2 separate regions of the Homo sapiens genome follow, and region 2 is linked to region 1. The links are chromatin loops, found by intact Hi-C in ENCODE. Cell type or tissue: heart right ventricle. All regions are shown on one strand. Each heading gives the region's core, and the rest is flanking DNA. Links, peaks and the distances in the headings are about the cores only.

What was found. A loop is a pair of places that touch in the nucleus more often than their neighbours do. Peaks named below come from ENCODE experiments on the same cell type or tissue, not always from the same donor. Only the 100,000 strongest peaks of a DNase experiment are listed, where the experiment ranks them.
Region 2: a loop joins it to region 1, with 2.9 times the contacts of the local background. A loop is called at or near these places in 13 of 110 quality-filtered maps.

Annotation. Positions count from the first base shown.
Region 1 is chr11:122,018,894-122,024,287 of GRCh38, forward strand. No RefSeq gene overlaps it. Among named protein-coding and RNA genes, the nearest start is that of MIR125B1, 78 kb to the right of the region's middle. In heart right ventricle, for the core only: CTCF peaks have their summits at 2,225 (motif pointing right) and 4,951 (motif pointing right); no DNase peak of the experiment used is centred there.
Region 2 is chr11:122,084,620-122,090,013 of GRCh38, forward strand. MIR100HG (mir-100-let-7a-2-mir-125b-1 cluster host gene) reads right to left here. Exons shown (of 5, transcript NR_137179.1): 5 at 4,484-5,394. Among named protein-coding and RNA genes, the nearest start is that of MIR125B1, 13 kb to the right of the region's middle. In heart right ventricle, for the core only: no CTCF peak of the experiment used is centred there; no DNase peak of the experiment used is centred there; H3K27ac peaks cover 4,040 bases.

The DNA.
Region 1 (5,394 bases), core at 91-5,090:
ACTTAATAAACTATTATATACTTAATAAACTAAATAAAGATATATATATATCTGGATATACATATCTCATATATATAGATCTCCTATATATATATAATATATAGATCTCCTATATAATATATAGATCTCCTATATATATATAATATATATCTCTCCTATATATATATAATATATATCTCTCCTATTAATTCTGTCCCTTTAAGAGAACCCTGCCTAATACAATCTTCTACCTTGGCTGCCTCTCTTCCAAATCCACAGTGCTTGCTGGAATGAAGGCACCACAGAGGCAGCCTCCTTCGTTGAGTCCCTGCTCATTGCTGGACAGCAAGCTCTGCCCAGACCCCTCCGTAAAGGAGGGTTTAATCTTCTTTGCCCCATATATTTCATGCTTGTTTCCCCTATCTTCCTCTCACATTATCTCAATAGTAAAATGGTCAGTGCTCCACACACAAACTGATCTGATAACATTTAGTTGAAATGATTAAATTTAGCAAAATATTGGAGTAAAATTATTTAGTTCTGTGATACTATGTGGTTGGATCAAAATGATTTTCATTTCTTTGCTTAGTTCTGTTTTTCTACAGTATCAGGTTACTTAACTCTATCTTGTCAAATATCAGATTTGGGAATGTCAGGATAATAAAAGCAAGTTTTATTATTTCAAGATGGATATTTGGCATTGTGTAGTCATAGCTTATCTGAGATAATATTTTAAGGATTAATATTGGAGCAGAACTAGAAGAAAGACATAGTTATTTAGCATACATGTGACATTTATGTCAAACAAGCATGGATTGAAATAAACCAATTTAATTTCCAAAAGCCCATTGCATTTAGCAGAAAATTTTGCATAATGCATGTAAACCTGTGCCATTGCCCCATAAGTCAAACTCTTCAAATTACTACTGGAGATTTCAATTCAACCCAAGCAAATGCATAGTATATATGTGCTTATATATATGTAAAAATCTGAAGCCTCTGAGACAAAAGTCTTAAGACAATGTAGCAGGTGTCAATTTTTTACCAAGATAATGATGAGAACCCTAAATCAGAATGTTACATACTTAAAACCAATTTGTTTCAGTGGCATATACTCAAGTGTCAAGTATCAAATGCTTATTCAAAGAGAGACCTCATATGTCAGGTTTGTGCAAGACTGTTTCTGTTTATTTTCTTCCTTTAAGTATGCTCTTGTATCCCAAAGTATTTTCTTAAGGCTGAAATTTAGCCATCTGTGGTACAGGAACACAGGACTGGGAAGAACTTGACCCAGTTCCTTCAGGGATTACTTCTTGAACTCCTGAAAACTGTATTTAAAGTGGCTTACAAATGGCTGAGAATTCTTGCTTGATATTTTAAAACCTATGATGGGAATCAGTTTTGGCTTTGAAACCAGGACTTAAGAGTATTAACACTAGGTCCTTCTTCTTAATCACAAGGCAAAAACTGCATGTAAATTTGGTACAACAATGATCGGCCACTTGGAATAAAACTCAAGATGCTGGAAAACATTGATTAGCCTTGAATACCATGTTAAAGGTAGAGTCTTGTTAAGTATACCTACCAATACAGAGCCCTGTAATAGTACCAAACTGTTAAAAGGTAGAGGTGACCATAGAGCCCTCCTCCGTATGGGGAGCTCTGTTACTCTTGGGGTATGGCGTATTATAGTGACTACTGGGTTTCCTTATCAGGAAACTTTGGGTGAAATTTGGCTCTGCCTATATTTGAATCTCAAGCAAGTTACCTTGAGGAGTCAACAACTCTGAGGCTTAATGAACTAAGACAGTGATTCTCAAACTTTTCTGTCTCAGGATTCCTTTATACTCACAAAGTTAGTGAGGACCCCAAAGAACCTTTGTTTATGTACATTGTATCTGTTGATATTTTCCACATTAGACATTAAAACTGAACATTTAAAAATATGTATTCATTTAAAAATAACAATAAACCCACCGTAGACTAACATAAAATATATTTTTATGGAAAAATAACTATATTTTGCAAAAATATTAGAGAGGAGCATTGTTTCACATTTCTGCAAATTTCTTTAGTGTTTAACAGAAGGCAGCTAGAGTTAAGACTGCATTCAATCTGTACTGATATCGTACTTCATGTAGCCTCAGGTAAACACTTCATACTTGAGAGAATGGAAGTGAAAAAGGCACTCATTTTAGTATCACTATGAAAATTGTTTTCACCTCATGGACTGCCTAAAAAAGGGACCACCAGGGGTCCCCACTCCACACTTTGAGAACTACTTTCCTTAGAAATGATACCGAATAATAACAATAATAATAAGCATAGCTAATGTTACTTAAATGCTTGCCCTGTGCTTCTCCCTATTTTAAATGTTTTTTATTATTATCTCACTTAATTCTTCTAGCAACTGAATAAGGTAGATATTATATAGCATTGTCTTTATTCTCCAGATGAGAAAACTGAAGCAGAAGGAAGTTCTGACTTCCCAAGGTCACACAGATCATAAATGATAGAGCGAGGATAGGAGCCCAGGTACAGTGTTGTCATAAAGATCAACAGTATTAGACAACAGTGTGGTGGTGGCAGAGGTGACGGTGGTGATCATACAGTGGCACTGTATGCTATCTAATGTTTAGGAAACACAGGCTATGTAAAATGCTGGGTGCCTTCCATGCATCATCTCATTTTCTCCTCACAACAGATCTAGGATGTACTTTTATTATCATCATCATTTGACAGATAAGGAAACTGAGTCTTTCCTAAGATCATATTTAGTATGTAGGAAAACTATATAAACTCTCTAACTATAAAGTTTTGTTACTACTATAATTAAACATAAAATTATGCTAAGGGCCGTGTGCAGTGACTCACGCCTGTAATCCCAGCATTTTGGGAGGCCAAGGCAGGATGATCACTTGAGGTCAGGAGTTCGAGACCAGCCTGGCCAACATGGTGAAACCCCGTCTCTATTAAAAGTACAAAGATTAGTCGGGTCTGGTGGCAGGTGCCTGTAATCCCAGCTACTTGGGAGGCTGAGGCACAAGAATCACTTGAACCTGGGAGGTGGAGGTTGCAGTAAGCCCAAATCAGGCCACTGCGCTCCAGCCTGGGCAATAGAGCAAGACTCAAACAAACAAACAAACAAACAAAATGATGCTAAGATTAGATGCTGTAATCTGATACCTCATTTAACTGGCATCATAAGATCCAGTTATCTCTGCAGATGTGAATTTCCCAGAGTAGTTCATTTTTACTACTTTGTGGCCCAACTGTTTAAGGTATAACCATAATGATGGAAGAAATCATTATGAGCATCAATTTGGATGCTACGCCTTCCTGTGGAGATGCACTGGAGGCTGTTGAGATGGGAAAGCGTCGATTTCCCGGTCAAATAATTCAAGGATACTCTGCATGCTGTGGCAGTGTTTTCTTTCAGGGTTTGTGTACCTTTCCTGTTTTTACTATCCCCTCCTTATAAATTCAGTAGTATTTTTTTTTTTTTTTTCAGATTTAGCCCTTTTGCCTGATTTTAGCCAACTCTCTTTTTGCTTGCTTGTAAATTATTCCTTCCATTTTGTCCTCTTGGGGAACTAGGCAACCACGTTTGCCTGTACGTATTGCGAGTAAAATAAAGGCAAAACCTATCTGAGTCTATGGACTCTGAATATTTGTTTAGATTGCTCCAAATTCTTCTGCTTACTTCCACTTGATTGGCCTTACTCACACAAATGCAGTTGCTACCTAAGCACTTTCATATAAGTGAGATTTTACCAAGCGATCACAACTTCTGAAAGATGGCGAGTTTTAATGCCATTTACTAGGAGAGTAATTTGCATATGGGCTTTCTTTTCCTGTATTTTTACATTTCAGAGCTCTGCTATTAACTACACTTAAAAAAAATCCTTCAGAGGAAACCAAATATGCCTTGTTCCAATTCCAATAAGGTTGCTTTCAATATTTTGAACTTGTAGTCACGGTTGAGATGACTTAATTTAAAACACATTTGGAAGCGCAACTGAGCCTAACCTATGTAGGTAGCTTCATTATTTTCTTGGAGGGGTTCACTTTCTGTTGTTTTGTTTTTGTCTAAACTCATGGCCCAGCGTTATTTATGTTCTTCTATATCTGAGATGTATCTCTAGTAAAAATAAAATAAAAGGAAAGCCGCTATTGTCAGATTGGAACGAAGTGGTAAAAACAAAAACAGAAAACAAAAATAAAGAACAGGAGGAGCCAAAGTCTGAGAAGAAAGAAACATAAATCATTGTTGTACTAGATTAAAATCAATTCAACAAACAATTATATGCACTGAGGACTGGTCCAAGGGATAAACTTGCAAAGTCTTCTAATCACATCCCTAATAAAACTCAAAGTCTAGGATCTGGCGCCTATCTACCCAGCTAGGCTGCCACTCCTCCTGGCCTTATATGTTCCACAGAAACGCTACCAAAAGCAGTATGAAGCTTCCTCAAAAAATTACAAATAGAATTACCATATGATAAAACAATTCTGCTCCTGGGCATATACCCAAAAGAATTGAAAGCAGGGGCTCAAACAGACACGCATACACCCATGTTCATAGCAGCATTATTCACAACAGCCAACAGAGGGAAGCAACCCGTGTGTCCATCAATGGATGAACAAAATGTGGCATATATATGTAATGGAATATTATTCAGCCTTTAAAAAGAAGGAAATTCGGCTGGGTGTGGTGGCTTTTGCCTGTGATCCCAGCACTTTGGGAGGCTGAGGCTGGTGGATCACTTGAGGTTAGGAGTTTGAGACCAGCCTCGCTAACATGGTGAAACTCCATCTCTACTGAAAATACAAAAATTAGCAGGGCGTGGTGGCGGGCCCCTGTAATCCCAGCTACTCAGAAGGCTGAGGCAGGAGAATCACTTGACCTTGGGAGGCCGAGGTTGCAGTTTGCTGAGATTGTGCCACTGCACTTCAGCCTGGACAGCAGAGGGAGACTCCGTCTCGAAAAAAAAAGAAAAAAGGAAATTCTGATACATGTTACAACATGGATGAATGTCAAAGACATACTAAGTGGCATGAGCCAGTCACAAAAGGACAAATACTGTATGATTCCACTTATATGAGGTACCTAGAGTAGTCAAATTCACAGAGACCGAAAGCAGAAAGATGGTTGCCAGAGACTGGAAGGAGAGAGTGATTGGGAGTGTTTAATCGGTACAGAGTTTCAGTTTTGCAAGATGAAATAGTTCTGGAGATGGATGGTTTCACAACACTGTGAATGTACTTAGTGCTACAGACCTGTACACTTAAAGATGGTTAAAATGGTAAATTTTAGGTTATATATATTTTGCCACAATTTTAGAAAAAATTTTTAAAAATTTTAGAAAGCCTACACATCCTTGCTGTTGTCATTCTGTTGCTTACTTAATATCT
Region 2 (5,394 bases), core at 337-5,336, 66 kb after region 1:
TTTTAGGACTGGTTTGCCTGAAGTCTTGACATCATGGAATGTCAAATGTCAAATGTCTTTAAAATATGATTATCGGCTGGGCACGGTGACTCATGTCTGTAATCCTGGCACTTTGGGAGCCTGAGGCGGGTGGATCATGAGGTCAGGAGTTCGAGACCAGCCTGGTCAATATGGTGAAACCCTGTCTGTGCTAAAAATACAAAAATTGAGGCTGGGTGCAGTGGCTCACACCTGTAGTCCCAGCTACTTGGGAGGCTGAGGCAGAAGAATCGCTTGAACCCAGGAGGCAAAGGTTGCAGTCAGCCAAGATCATGCCACTGCACTCCAGCCTGGGCGACAGAGCAAGACTCAGTCTAAAAAAAAAAAAAATATATATATATATATATATATAATATACATGATATATCATGTATATTATATATATATTTATCTGAGTCTCCTAAATGAAGAGAGAGTAAACTGGCAGAGAAATACGCATAAAATAATAATTTGACATTCCACATTGTTGTTATCTATATATAGTGTTTTCCTTGAGGTTAGCAGATGCCAGAATTCCTAGATCAATTAAATAGTGCACCCTTTGCCCACAACTTCCTTTGTAAAAGCTGAATATACAATATACTAACAGATTTTTCAAAATATCTATTTTTCATTTTTAAAAGTATCCCTATTTAAAATGTAGGAGCCTAAAAATATACACAAACCAAATGTTGATTCATTGTAGGAGTTGCATGTTATGATTCCCTCATTGCATCTGGTAACTGCATGTGGTTAGCTACACTTGGTACGACTGGATACAGCTTGACATATTCTGGGATTTATTAAAATGTAAATGACAAAGCAGAAAAGAATGTTCAGACAATTGGATTACTCCATTGACTGAATGTTCCAATACTGTATCTATTTTTGTCAAAGCAATGGTGGTTCCTGCTGTGGAATGCTGAATGGAATATTCCATTGCAGGGCATGGGGAGAACTTGCATAAAAGAAATTGAAACCTAATCATTTAATTTTTAATTCACCTCTCTAAAAGCAACACATTGCCAATACTTGTAAAAGAAATTATGATAATTTTGGCACACAATTATTGGAAGATCATCATTTTCAACTATTTATTCAGTGTCTATTATTGGTTCTGTAACTTCATTCATGAAAACAATGATACATTTGCTTGTTTTTGCTCTTGGCCTTGGCTTGTTTTAGCTATGAGCATTATGTGATGAGCATGAATATCTGTGATATGGCAGGGAATATGCACAATCCAAGAGAGACGTTTTCCTGATAGGAACTGTTCTTATTTATTCCAGAGAAGAGAAGGCTGGGAGGTAGTTGTCTTTAAGGACATGAAGGGATTGAGTTTAAAAGAATGGAGGCCGGCTGTTCTTTCTCTCCACAGGGAACAAGAGAAAATGGGATTAAACTACAGCGTGAGGGATTTGGAATAGAAATAAGAATTTCCCAACTGTGTGGAATCTCAAACACTGAAATCCATTTTGAAGGAAGCATGTGGACATTAGTTTTATTTTGATGCCTTTAAAATATGGAACGGCACATTTTCACTATGTGGTTTTTACATGGATGAAGAAGAGCAGATTTGACGACAGAGTTCCAGGATTCTCTTGATCTATGAGTAGAATCTAAAAGCGATGCATGGTGGTAACTGTGAGAAGTAACTATTTTTTATAGTGGTTATTTTTTAATATGAACTTTTCTCATGGGGACAGAGTGTCAATTTTACCTGTACTGTGAAATGTGAAATGGAATGGAATGGAATATAATAAGTTGGGTGGGGACAGATAATGTGGGAGCACAATGCAATTTTTAATTTTGCCTTCCCACTACCATTTCTGCTATTGAGTTATTCAAGTTTAAAGGCAAAATATCCTTCTAGTGGAGTTTAATATATGTATATTGATTTTTGAATTTGTAAAAATGTGCTCAGGATTCCTGGAGAAATGAGCATCCTCTGTACCCTCGTTATGGGCATATATATGTGTATATATATGTATATGTATATGTATACATATATATATACATATATATATGGATATTTTTAAAGGAGCTGCATTTTCACGTTTGATTAGCAGATTAGCAGAATTATTTGAGTATATGGGATTCAAATTGGTCCAAATTCAATTTTGCTGTTAAAAATTATGACTACAGTGGATATTGGTTGTCTCTTGATTTGAAAATAATTATATTTTCCATTTCCCTGAGATAGTTAGTGTAGCAGGAAGAGTGTTGTGTTAAAATCAGAAACCTGGGGGTCAGGTCTTATCTCAATCATGACCTGGCTGTTTGACCTGGACAACTCAGTAACTGTTAAGTATCAGTTTATATTCTGAGGAATAAACAAAACTGTGTTAAACAGATGGTTTTCCTTCTAATATGCTATCAATTATTGATACCAAAAACTCTCGATTTTCTGAGCTGAGTCTAAGATTATGTTCCCGTAAGTCAACAGTTCTCAACTTTGCCTGCACATTCCAATCTCCAGCGGAGCTTTAGAAAATTCAAATTCCTAGGCCACACTCACACCAACTAAGTCAGAATCTGTCCCAGGTATCAGTATTTTCAAAACTCCCCAGGTGGTTACGATATACAGCCAGGGTTTAAAACTCATGCTTTGGATACAGTGCAGTAAGGAACTGAAATAATCATATTAATGTTATCTATTATGAGTGTGAGAATTGTGTCCATCTTGTTCCTTCCTGTATCCTCAAACCTGAACAAAGTGCCCAGCACGTAGTAGGTGCTCAGTAAATAGTTAATATTTTTAGGAAACTTTGGCCAATTACTAAAAGATATAGGGCATATCAAAGTAGATGGCTGTATCTACTTTAATCATTTTTATGTTCATCTCATTCACTTAATAAGAGCTCAATTCTCTTCTTTTTTTGGTCTGTATAACGTCAAAAGAAAGTGAAATAATAGGTAATATTTTGCTGCAATACAATTCACCTATCCTTAGGATGAAATTTTAAAAAATTGTCTATCACATTCTCTAGAGAAGGGGCCCTTTGGAAGCTAAAGACATGTCTCCTACATGACTTTACACATCTAGGTAAAAATTAAGAAAACTAATTGTCTTTATGTGTCCAGGTGTGATATTCATTCAGCGGACACTTACGAAGTACTTTTGATGCCAAGCATTGTGGTAGGCTATCGTAGACTTTCCTGACCAGGGTTTTATGCTAGAATTGAACCCTAATGCTCTGAGCGTCTTTACCCGTGATGAATTATTTTCCTTCCTTTGCATGTAAAATTGTATTTTTAATATATCATTCTTGGGAGAATTGAGGAAATAGCATTCAAATCATATCTTTGTTCTCTGTGGTTCACATAGCAAACCCCAGTTAAGAAAGGGCTGCAAGTCTGGAGGATAAAATAACAAGCAAAACATAGCATTTATCTTCTGGAGTGGCACTATCCAATGGAAGTTTCTCAGTGATAGATGTGTTCTATATCTGTGCTGTTCAACAGAGTGGCCACCAGTTGCATGTGGCTATTGAGAACTTGCGATGTGAGCAATGCAACTGAGGAACTAAATTTTTACTTTTACTTAATATTAATTAATTGAAATTGAAATAGCCACATATGATGAGTGGCTACCTTGTTGAATGGTGCAGCTCTAGAATCTCATATTCAAATATGAGCACAACACTGGAAGATAAATGCTAATACGAGGTAAGCTCAGAATGACATGAAAGCGCCTAGGTGGGGAAGCTAGTCTTAGCGCTGGTAGAGGTTGGGGTGAAAACTTTCCAGAGAAAATGACTTCTAGGATGGGATGTGAAGGATGAGGGATGGAGTTTGGAAGGTGTAGTGGAGAAAGTACTAGGTAGAAGCTGAAGTGTGTGAGAAAGCCCAGAAGATAGAGGGAACATTAAGAAAAGGCAGGTGGATGGCACGAGCCTAGAATCACAGAGGGGCTGAAGAGTTGATGAGTCCAGAGAGGACTGTTGGAGCCAGGATCAGGGCATGAAGGGCTTTAGGTGTCACGATATCTCAAGGGCAATGGGAAGCCAGTGAAGAGTTTGAAGCCATGGAATAATACAATCATATTCGTGGTTTAGAGAGATTTCCCCGGCTGCCCCTTGGCAGTGTGGAGAGGAAAACTGGAGGCATGGTGCTGTAGTCCAGGTGAGAAATGAGTGTTGTTCTTTAATGCAGTAGCATAGATGGAGAGAAGTAGACATATTTGAACAATGGAAAGAGAAAAAAAATCAAAAGATTACCTGAGTGATTGACCATGGCTGGCGGAGATGGAAGAGACAAGGACCAGACCTTGGTTTCTGACTTGGTAGATGACAGTACCTTTTATTTAAAGGTAACATGGGATCCTTTAGAAGTTGTCTCCACATTTAAATTTTCCTATCACATTAGCTGACTTGTTCCTCGTGGATCTTGAAACTAACTTTGATATACACTAGTGAAAACAAATAAATTATAAGAGCATGCTTTTTCAAGAAATCAACACAAATTCACAGTTGATGCAACATTGCTTTTATTGGGGGTTAGGAACATATGACAAAGTCACATAAAATGTCAACAAAGTCACACTTTGTGCTTGGCTGCTCTTTAAAAAAAAAAAAAAACCCTGTTTATTTATGAACTCACTCAATGAGAACTATGTGAGATGTGGCCAACAATTATCATGCTTAAAACAGGACGGCCAGAGCCATGAGGAGATTGAAGTCTGACAATGCTAGCTAGCTAAGTGGAAATTTACCATTGTCAAATATCAGATACTTCCACACATTTAGATGTTTGTCCATAAGTAGACCCAGCTTAGCTGACTCCTTTGAGAAAGAATTGTGTCTCAAACCTCTGTTATTCAGCTGGCCATATTATTAATCATTACTAAATGCCAGCCACATGCAAAGGGGATGGAAAAGAAGAATGAGATTTGCTCAGTTTTAGCTTTCTGTGGCTGAAGTATTTTTGAGTCAGTTACATGGATACATGAGGATTATAGTAGGAAATGACTGAATATTTTTAAAAACATAAGTACTATGGAAACAGTCATGTATAAACATTCGTGCAGAAGCACTTACAAACATACACTGTGCATAAAGTTGGTTAAGAAGATGCTTGTTAGAAATGATTTATGTAGGTGAACTAAGAATTTGAAATAACTTAATACCATTGAAGACATCATACACATACAACTTTGGACATTATGCATTCTTCTGGGGATGAACCATTGACAACTTCTGGACTTCATTGCTAGCTATTTTTTACATTGAGGTGGGAAACCAAAGAAGTGCAGAACAGAAGCAATCTACTAGGCACAAAGCTCCCTGGTTACTGCCCAGATAGACTGTTTCCACTCATCAAATTGAAGTGCATACTTAATTTAGGAAGGGCAGACCAGTGCAAAAGCTACTGATA